Linked DNA regions of Mus musculus: region 2 is linked to region 1. Evidence: chromatin contacts called from ENCODE Hi-C or POLR2A ChIA-PET data. All regions are on one chromosome and are shown on one strand. The core of a region is the stretch at or near the end of the contact, and the rest is flanking DNA. Distances in the headings are between cores, read along the strand shown.

Region 1 (4,786 bases), core at 1,129-3,628:
AATTCTATTCAGGACTGAGAGTGGGTTTAATCTTAAGTAGCTGTGAGTGTGGCCACAAGGAGCGGTATCAACACCCTAATTCCAAAGTCTGTCACAGGTTTTGATGAAACCAAAGGAATGTGGAGTATGTCTGTCCTTCTGTCGGATCCCTTCCCTCCAGGAATGAGGCTATGGGGGCTATGGTACTTTCTGGCCTGGATCCATATGCTTACCTTTTTGATGTGGGGAACAAAAATGTGTACGGGAATTGAACAGGGAAGAAAGAACAGATAAAGGGCAAGTATTCCTGAACATAAATTAAGGATTTCAATGCACATAAAAACAAAAACAAAAAAATCCTTTCCCTTTCCCAGCAGTTTTAGGTTTATAACAGAAGTGAGTGAGTTAAGAGATTTCCTAGCTATCCCCACTGGCAAATGCTTAGGACTCTGCCCTGACAACCACCTCTCATTAGAATGGGTCATGGAACCCAGGACCTCCTAGGTAAGCAGCCAGGCTACAACTCCAGTTCTTCATCTTCCTGCCCAATGATCACAAATAAAAACAGACACTGAAGCTGGGTGTGGTTGTGCACACATTTAATCCCAGCACTTGGGAGGCAGAAGGCAGGTGGATCTTTGAGTTTGGGGCCAGTATGGTGAACAGAATGAATTCCAAGACAGCCAGGGCCACAAAGAGAAACTGTCTTGAAAAACGAAAACCAATGAACTAACCAACCAACCAGCCAATCAACCAACCAACCAACCAGCCAACCAGCCAACCAACCAGCCAGCCAACCAAACAACCAACCAGCCAACCAAACAACCAACCAACTAAAAAAGCGAAAGTAAAAACAAACAAACTAAACCAAAACAAAACAAAAGCCAGACACTGACCATAAATGAAAAGAGAAAATCCAAATGGCCAAGAATTATACATTAGAGTTCAGTTTAGGGCTGGAGAGACAGCTCAGTGGGTAAATAGTTCTTTCCGTGCAAGCATGAAGTCCTGGGTCCAAATTCCCAATAGTCATGTAAAAAAGCTGGGAGTGGCCTCTCATGGGCCTGTAAGCCCACCACTGGGTATGTATGTGTGCGTGTGCATGTACGTGTGCGTGTGCGTGTGTGTGTGTGCGCGCGTGTGGAGACAGAGGCTGACTGCCAGCTAACCCTAGGTTTAGGGAGAGATCCTGTCCTGGGGAATAAAGTGACGAGTGGAGAGTGATCTTCTTCTGCCCTGTCCCCACTGTGCAGACACCATACAAACATACACATCCCGTTACCTATATCCCAGTTAAAGCACAGAGCATTCTAAATCTCAACAGGAAGTTACTGCGTGCCCCTCCCCACCAGAAGTCTCCCCGCAGGGCCAACCCCGTTCTGAGTTCTTTTGTTTTCACTAACTTAGTCATCTAAACAGTCGCACATGCTGCACGCTTTTGTACCTGGCCCTGTTCTCAGTATAATGAAGTTCATGCTCATAGGTGGCATGTCTGTAATCTGTCCTCTACTGCTGCACTGTATGCTACTATATGAATATACTGCATTTATTTACTCTCTTGACTGATGTTTGAGTCTACTAAGTTGGATTCTTCTATGAACAAAGCTGTATTAGCAACAGAGTAAGAGCTGCTTGCAGATGCTTCTTTTGTAATTACAGCTCGTTAGCTTGTCTAATCATGAGAACTGCTCCATCAGTTCCCAGAGTGGGTCTACTACACTACTGCTTATCAGCAGCTTGGAAGCGTTCAGGTCTCACCCTTCCCAGCATCTGCTGTGGTCAGGCTGTATTTCAGCAGCAGCTGCAGCAGGGTCTCATTGTCCTGACTGGTACCTACTGAATTTAGCACCTCTCCATTTTGCTATGTATATATGAGAAAGAGTGTGATCACACGCACATGTGTGAATAACCATTTATATGCCACACAGAGCATGTATGGAGGTCAGAGGACAACCTGCGGGAGCCAGTTTTCTGGATCTTTTTACCATGTGGGCCCCAAGAACTGAACTGGGGTCACCGGGATGGAGATGACAAGCACCTTTACTCACTGAGCCATTTTGCTGGGTCCCCAAATCAATTTTAACAGCAGCAGCAGAAACAGGGATGCTAACATCCAAATGCTTTTTACCTGAAAGCAGTGTGCTGAGTTTTCATCCCACCAACCTAATCCTAACAATCTCTCTTCTCTGTTTGCTTAAGACAGGTCTGGTATATGGCTGGTCTAGAACTGAGACCCTCTCACCTTGGTCTCCTGCGTGCTCTGCATACAGGATTCACCACCAACCATGCCCAGCACATATTCCTCTTCTGCTAGGCGACACTATCATCTCCATTTCCTTTCATAGAGATTAAACAGTAGCATCCAACTTTCTCAGAGCCGAGAAGCTCGTCCACAGTGAGGAAGAGGAGGAGGCTGACACTCAGAACTTATCAGGAACGAGCTTCCGGTTAGGCCCTAACTGCGGAGTCTGGGCAGCTAGGAGTCTGCATAGCAGACAGTAATCCTGGGTTTTTTTCGGCTTCCTCCCTGCCTCAAAACCAGAAGAGAAGTCGCTGCAGAGCACTGTGAGGGGTGAGGTTATTTCAAGCAAGTTCTTCCTGGGTTACCCCACAAGTGTGTTGTGTCCCCTATGTCACAAAGTAACATCTACTTTGCATCACGTCTCAACTATGAATGACACTGGAATAAACGGAAGACTCAAATAAGTCTGACTGTTGACTCTGCTTTTCTATTTAAGGTAAAAGAAATATATAAACGCTAATCTAAAAAGGTATTAGTAGGACTATCTTATTTTAAACTAGCAAGTGTTACTAGAAGAGATTTGGTTATAGAACAAGTATATAATATACAAAAGAAACGAAAAGCCGCATAACTGAAATATCCAGAATACACAAACTTTGCATGCATTTATTTAGTACTTTATGTTTGCTGGGCAGTGCATATGCTGTGATGTGGGCGGTGACAGAGGAAGGCAGATTTGAACATGTGAGGCAAAGTTCTCAGTCTTCAAGAAGATAAAAATCTGCTACATTTTTAAGGACAAACAACAGGAGCGAGGGTGGGCAGCCTCTGCTTGTTTAATGGTTTCTGAACTGCATCACACATGTTTAGAAGAACACCAAGTGGAGTTTATTTGATTGGAGTTTTCTAAGACACACAGACTTTAACCTCCTAAGGAATAGGAAGGAAACGGCCAACCCTGGAAGTGGGTGGGTTCTGGCAGATAAACGGTACAATCAGTGACTTAATGAATCACAGGAAATAGGTACAGCGGTGGTGATGGTGGGGAGACACTTGACCCCAAACTTCTGGAGTACCACACAATGGGACTAACCCACAGGCCGTGGGACACGGTAGGTTAATCCTATGAACCTGGAGACCTCTCTACTAGAGATGAACTGAGGCTCTTGTATTCACTGTATTGAAAAGGCCCAGGGCTCAGTGAGTATAGGTATTTGCAGCCAAGACGGACACTGACAACCTGGGTTTGATCCCTGGGACCTACACACCAGAGGAAAAGAACTGACTCCCAAAAGTTGTCCTCTGACCTGTCTGCGCCATCCCGGCCAAGTTGTGTGAGCCCTTGTGCAAAGTTTAGGAGTCCATTCAGACAAATTACAGTTACAGCAGGTGTGCTGGCACGCACCTTAATCCCCACACTAGAGAGCCAGAGGCAGGTGGGCTTTATGAGTTCCATACCAGCCAACAACACATACTGAGACTCTGACTCAAAACAAAGAGACAAACAAATAGAGAAAGTCTAGTCAGGAGCCACTTCACAGCTGCACAGCTTCCATCGTCCCTCCTCAGAGTCACTCTACAAGGCGGCTCCTCCTCCTCAGTCACATCTCATGAGCTCCGTTTCCAGCGCTACTGCTGACTAAGTGTGTCCTGTGCACCCCACCACTGAGCAACAGTCCCACGTGAGCCCCATCTGAAACTAAGGAGTTTTTAAAAATTACTTTTATTTTTATTATGTGTACGTGTCTTTGTATGTACTCATGAGGGCATGCTCCAGGAGGCATATGAAACCTTGGAAGTGGAGTTCCAGGCAGTTGTGCTCTGCCTGACGTGGGTGTTGGGAAATGAACCTGAGTCCTCTGAAAGGCCAGCCTGTGTACATTCTTAACTGTTGAGCTATCTCTCTAGTCTGAAGTTAGTTTGTACTTTCTGTTTTAGATTTATTTATGTGTATGTATACACATAAATTTAAAATAAATTTAAAAAAAATTTAAAATAGTGTTAATTTGGAAAATAGAGAAAACAGATGATGATAAACATTATCTAAAAGATACAAAAACAAACAACAACAACAACAAACCCAAAACAAAAAAACCCAAACCCTGAAAAACAAATTCCCAGTTAGGCGTGGTGACCCAAACCTTTGATCCCAGTATTGGGGAGGCAGAGGTAGAAGGATCTCTGTGAGCTTAGGGATAGCCTGGTCTACAAAGAGGGTTCCAGGACAGAGAGCTACAAAGAGAGCCTGTCTCAAACTAACTCCCACCCATCAGAAAAAGAGAGAGCGAGAGAGAGAGAGAGAGAGGGAGAGAGAGAGAGAGAGAGGAAGGAAAGAAAAGAAAAAAGGAAAGAAAAAGAAAAGAAAGAAAAAAGGATGGAAGGAAGGAGAGAAGAGAAGAGAAGAGAAGAGAAGAGAAGAGAAGAGAAGAGAAGAGAAGAGAAGAGAAGAGAAGAGAAGAGAAGGAAGAGAAGGAAGAAGAACCAGTTGCAGTAAGCACAAGTCCCACAGAACTAGGGTGAGTGCGTGCATTCTGAACGTCAGTATCTCTAAGTCAGACAGATGCT
Region 2 (5,290 bases), core at 2,319-4,818, 35 kb after region 1:
TGTGTACTGTTAATACAACTGGGAGTAAATAAAAGCACAAAAATTGGGATTGTCGGTATGGCTCAGGTGGAAGGTTTGAAGTTCAAGCCCCATCCAGCACAGGATTAAGAGAAAAGCACGAAACAACCCCCCCCCCCCCAAACCCTTAAAGGAGAGCAGCTGTCTTAGTTTGGTTTCTATCGCTATACTAAAACACCACTCAGCTATTAAAAAGAATGAATTTATGAAATTCCTAGGCAAATGGATGGACCTGGAGGGCATCATCCTGAGTGAGGTAACACATTCACAAAGGAACTCACACAATATGTACTCACTGATAAGTGGATACTAGCCCAGAAACTTAGGATACCCAAGATATAAGATACAATTTGCTAAATGCATGAAACTGAAGAAGAACGAAGACCAAAGTGTGGACACTTTGCCCCTTCTTAGAATTGAAAACACCACAATCAAAAGCAACCTGGGAAGGAAAGGGTTTACTTCCTCTTACAACTCTCAGCTCACACTCTATCACTGATGGAATTCGAGGCGGCAGGAACTTAACGTGGAAATCTGGACTGAGAAAATGAGGCAGAAGCCATCGAGGATTAGGAACACAATTTACCCACTTGCTCAGCCAGTTTATAACACTCAGGCCCCAAGCCTAGGGAGAGCACCGCCCAGGGTGGGCTGGGCACTCTCAACAACAATCATCAATCAAGAACATGCCCTACAGGCTTGCCCACAGGCCAATCCGGTGAGGGCATTTTTCTCAACTGAGTTTCCCTCTTTCCAGATAACTCTAGCTTGTGTGAAGTTGACATAAACTAGCCAGCACACTAGGGTCAAACCAAATACCCAGAAACTAAAATAAAAATTAACCAATAGTTCCTAACATGTTCTTCAGAACTCACTCCATCCCCATTAGGTCAGATTCTTGTACATATATATCTTTAAAATGACTACAATTGATCATGTTTATAAGTATGGCTCAGAATTCATGACAGTAAAAAAGAAATTATATACAGCACCTAACCAGAGGTATTTTCTCATAGGAAAGTCAATATTTTAGCCACTTCAGATATTGCAATTTCCTATTATGTCAGATATGGAAAAATCAAATTACACAAAGACAAGAAGGCAGATGGTTTAAACTAACAAGATGTGCCATACTTTATTAGATGTTATCTGTCTTAGTTTGACTCTTAGGTGAGAACTTTAGACTAAATTCAGTGTTCGTATTGGGCACTGTGGAAGCTACAAAGACTTCATGCAGTCTAAGAATAATTTAACGAAATGCACTAAACACGCACATACACGCACACGCACACGCACACGCGCACACACACACACACTGTCTGCACACAATGCTTTTCTTCATCTAACATGACCAAAAATGACACTGAAATGGTTAGAGGAACGAATTCTCCCAGAGTTGAACATCGGAGTACACGCTGTAATCCCAACAGGAACGGGAAAGCCACCCTGGGCTACATAATCTTCAGAAACATAGCGAGACACAGTGCTCCACTCTTGATTAAATAAAACAAACCCTCCAGATCCAAAGGTATATCAAACAGGTCTTGTTTATTGTGCCAAAACATCAATGAGATTACTCTGCTTCTCCTGTTTGTCCAGGCCCTGGAAATCACTGCTCCCTGGGTCTCCTGACGTCTCCTACCTTAGTTTATTTCCCTTCTCTACTCAGGTAATGAGACACATCTTTTAGGGCTTTCCTGTTTTACTTCTAGGGTTTTTTTTTTTTTAAACCCCTGCTGCTATTTCTGGGATAATGTATCTCTCCCTCCTATGGCAATAAACTTTGTGTTTGTGGGAGAGACCCTGCATACAGTTTCTTCTTTGTGCTTCCTCTCACTACATATCTGGAAACAATCATGGAACAGATCTGCAGCCCCCTAGAGTGGCTCTGAAACCTAGGAACCTGACTACTCAAAACTAATTACCTTCAGGAAGTCTACTCAGGAAGGCTGCAGACAACAGCCACTACAATCACCCTCTCTGATTGCAACTCCGCACCTCGCCTCTATCAGCTATAAATAACCAACAGGAAAATGAACTTGAGATAAAAACTTAAAATGCTAAAAATATGGAAAAATTAATAGGTGGTACTGCTGGCCACAGATGATGACTGGAGATTCAATGACATTAATGTCAGGACAAAATCATTTGTACTTTGCAACTGCTAAAATGCCAAAGACTTTAGTAGATCTTTACAGGGACTCTACAGAGACGTGAAAATTGAATTCCCAAGGCTTTTATCTGCCCTTCTCTCTGAAACTGAAAAGTACCTTTTATTTTAATGCTTTAAATTTTGGTTGATGATGATGGTGTGCTAGACACCACCACATTACATGTATATTCGTTTCCTTTGAGGGTAAAATCCCACTATAAAAGAGGGGTGAGACAGTACTCAGAGGCCACAGGACCAGATTAATTATAAACCTAGCCAACTGAACCTGAATTTTGTTCAAATACTTCCTGTCTTTTGTTTCAACCTGCCATACACCTTCAAGGTTAACTGCAGTTTCCCTGAGCAACGGACCAGCCCACTCCAAATTGGGAGATGGGGACTCCTTCTGCAAAGGCATTTACTGACTCCTCGGCACCATTTCATTTGAAAATATGGTATTATTCAGTGACTGTCAAACAATACACACTGCATTCCTACCCACACAAGGCCAGCTCTGCTGAAAGCTAACACACCCACCTTGCTATGAAATATGCGGATGCTTCCCTACTAAGTTCTCAAGAGAAGAAACCGGGTAGAAAGCAAAATCGAAAGGCAACTCAAACCTAAAAAGCCCCTAAAAGCTGGTTTCTCCCAAAAGAAACAGAAAGGGCAAGAAAGGTACAAAGGGCGATGGGAAGAAGATAATGTATAATTTAAGCCGGGGAGCTTTCAACACTCAGAAAGAGAATACAGGATCTGGGGAGGCTGTAGGAGCAATCACAGGCTGGGGGATGGGAAGAGCTAAAAGAGGGGGAAAGGCCGCTTTGGCTGTTGGAGGTGTCTGTCTGGGTTTCGTCTTTTTTTCTCCCCCTCGCCCATCCCTCATAAGGAAAACGCTGGTTTGTGTGTGTGTGTTTAAATCTTATACAGAACCCTAGTTCTGGACCCACGCTTGCCAGCAGGGACAGATGTGGGAAAGGATGTCTGAATTCGCAGGGATCCAATATAGGGGTGGGGGCTGCAGCCTAGAAAACGGTACCCACCAGTACCACTCTGAGGCTAGGGCTGGGCAAAAGGCGACCTAGAGTGAGACAGGTCAGGAGGAGACCCCTGCTGAGGGGCGGAGGCTAGCGAGAGACAATGAACAATCGTAAAGACCCCGGAGGATGCCGCGACGCCTCCTTGGGGAATCCCGGGATCTGGAGGCGGCGGCCCCGCCCCCTAGGGGGACCATCCCTACCCCGACAGGGACTTCTGCTGAAAGCCACTCACGCTCCGGGCCAGGAGGCTCTCTCGGAGACCCGGCTCCCCCGGCACCGCAGAGCCCCGAGCCCACGCTCCGTACCTGGCCTCGGCGCTCCGGGATCCTTCCCCGCCGCCGCCTCCGCCGCCCGCTCCCCATCCCCAGCCTCCCAGGACCCGCCCCTTACCCGCCGGCGGCAGTGACAGGCAGATACCCTCGCCAATCATAGCTTTACCCTTGCGGCTCTGAAACCAATCCTCGCCGCCTGAAGGCGGGGCTTCTCCAAAGTCATCCCGGCTCCTCCTGGGGCCGCAAGATCCCTTTTGTTTGGGAGAGCCAGGCTGGGATTGAGCTGGCGTCACTTCCGGGAGGAAGTACCCTCCTCTGGTCCGCTGGAGTCTGTGCTCGCTCTGGTCTCCGCCCGGGTTCTGCAACTTTTCAGGACCCTGGGAACACCTTGTGGTGGCTTAATTGAGGGTTTATCTAAAATGTGAATAAAAGAAGTGAGTTTTAGCGTTTGTTTTCGAATTAGTATTGAAAACCTAGTAACGTGTCTTCTTTGCCCCCCCCCCCTCTCTCTCTCTCTCTCTCTCCCTCTCTCTCTCTCTCTCTCCCCCTTGGGTGTGGTGCTGGAAAGCAAGGGCGCAAGACCATCTTCTTTACCACATCACACTATGTACACAAAGGGAGACGCTGGGGTGGAAGCACCTGGTAGAGAGCATAACCCCTACCGACTTGCCTTTCAGGGCAAAGCCAAATAGCTGCAAACTTACCTGGTGTTTCCCCACACTGTGCTTGCCATTCATGTATGTGGGGGGCTATTTTATATGTTTGGGCCCCGTCATACCGTGGACCATGCATTTGTAACGAAGCCGAAACGGAACAGTAGGATGAGGGGAAATGGCTGGCCTCTTGAGCACAGGAATGCAGATCTTAGTGATAGAAACAAGACCTGGAGGGAAGAGATTGCACTCTACCATACATAGCCTGCACTTCAGCACCACAAGTGACTGAACTGTTTAAATAGCCGCATTGCTTTAAAGAACTTGTAACACGTACATATAAGAACTCAAGTATTTGAGTGCACAAGTAACATATTACGCGGAATACATTATTCCTAATTTTCACAATATTCAGCAAGAGACTATTAGGGACACACACACACACACACACACACACACAAAAAGCCCTCTGCTCATGGTTCTCAACCTGTGGGTCACGACCCCCTAGACAACCATTATAAAAATATCTACATTACAATCTAGAACAGCAAAATTACAGTTATGAAGTAGCAGCGTAATTATGTTTGAGGGAGTCACTATAACATGAGGAACTGTATTAAAGGACAGTAGCACTAGGAAGGTTGAGAACCACTGCCCTAGGCAAACAGCCCTCGAGACAGGTACAGTTTACAGTCTGGGTAAAGAGATACCCAGCCCAAGTAATCACGGTTTAGAGGAAGTCAAACAGTATTTCTTGTCCACACAGCGCTTCGTTCATCCATATACTATCTGTGTCAGTGCTGTGTGGGAAGACTGTCTTACCCTGCAATGTGGATAGCACTGTAAGAAATTAAGATGAGAAGACGAAGTCAAAGAAACCAAGAGAACCGGAGGAAGGCTATAGAGTTAAGAACTGGAAAAGAAAAATGACAAGAATAACACCAAATCTGTGCCACAGTCTGCTAACCAGCCACCAGTTTCCACCGGGGGTGGGGGGGGGTGGGGGGTGGGGGTGGGGGTGGTGGGGGGGCCTGTTGAGAGGGAAGGGTGGTGATTAGCATAGCAGCAGAGTAAAGCCAGCAACTCCATTGCAGGCTTGGAGACAGCATGCAGAGATGCTACAGTACAGCCCCCGTGCTTGTGGAACAATGACCT

What was found. Hi-C counts contacts between places; a loop is a spot of excess contacts on that map. ChIA-PET counts read pairs that join two places held with the same protein, here RNA polymerase II (POLR2A).
Region 2: a map of heart shows a loop between it and region 1 (4-fold over the local background). The contact joins the promoter of Cttnbp2nl here to the enhancer-like site in region 1. A Hi-C loop is called at or near these places in 10 of 37 maps with a recorded cell type or tissue (Patski, gastrocnemius, heart and 2 more). POLR2A ChIA-PET finds 5 or more read pairs at or near these places in 3 of 5 experiments (Patski and embryonic stem cell).

The regions. Positions count from the first base shown.
Region 1 is chr3:105,015,078-105,019,863 of GRCm38, forward strand. All of the region lies in intron 3 of Cttnbp2nl (CTTNBP2 N-terminal like), which reads right to left. Gm40116 (a long non-coding RNA gene) reads left to right here. Exons shown (of 2, transcript XR_867543.2): 2 at 2,183-2,685. Among named protein-coding and RNA genes, the nearest start is that of Gm40116, 9.4 kb to the left of the region's middle. Within about 2 kb of position 2,379, at least 1 of the 3 ENCODE cell types and tissues checked has a DNase peak (open chromatin) inside an H3K27ac peak, as active enhancers do; it is heart, where a contact is called at or near this core.
Region 2 is chr3:105,049,385-105,054,674 of GRCm38, forward strand. Cttnbp2nl (CTTNBP2 N-terminal like) reads right to left here and starts at 3,569. Exons shown (of 6, transcript NM_001163332.1): 1 at 3,516-3,569.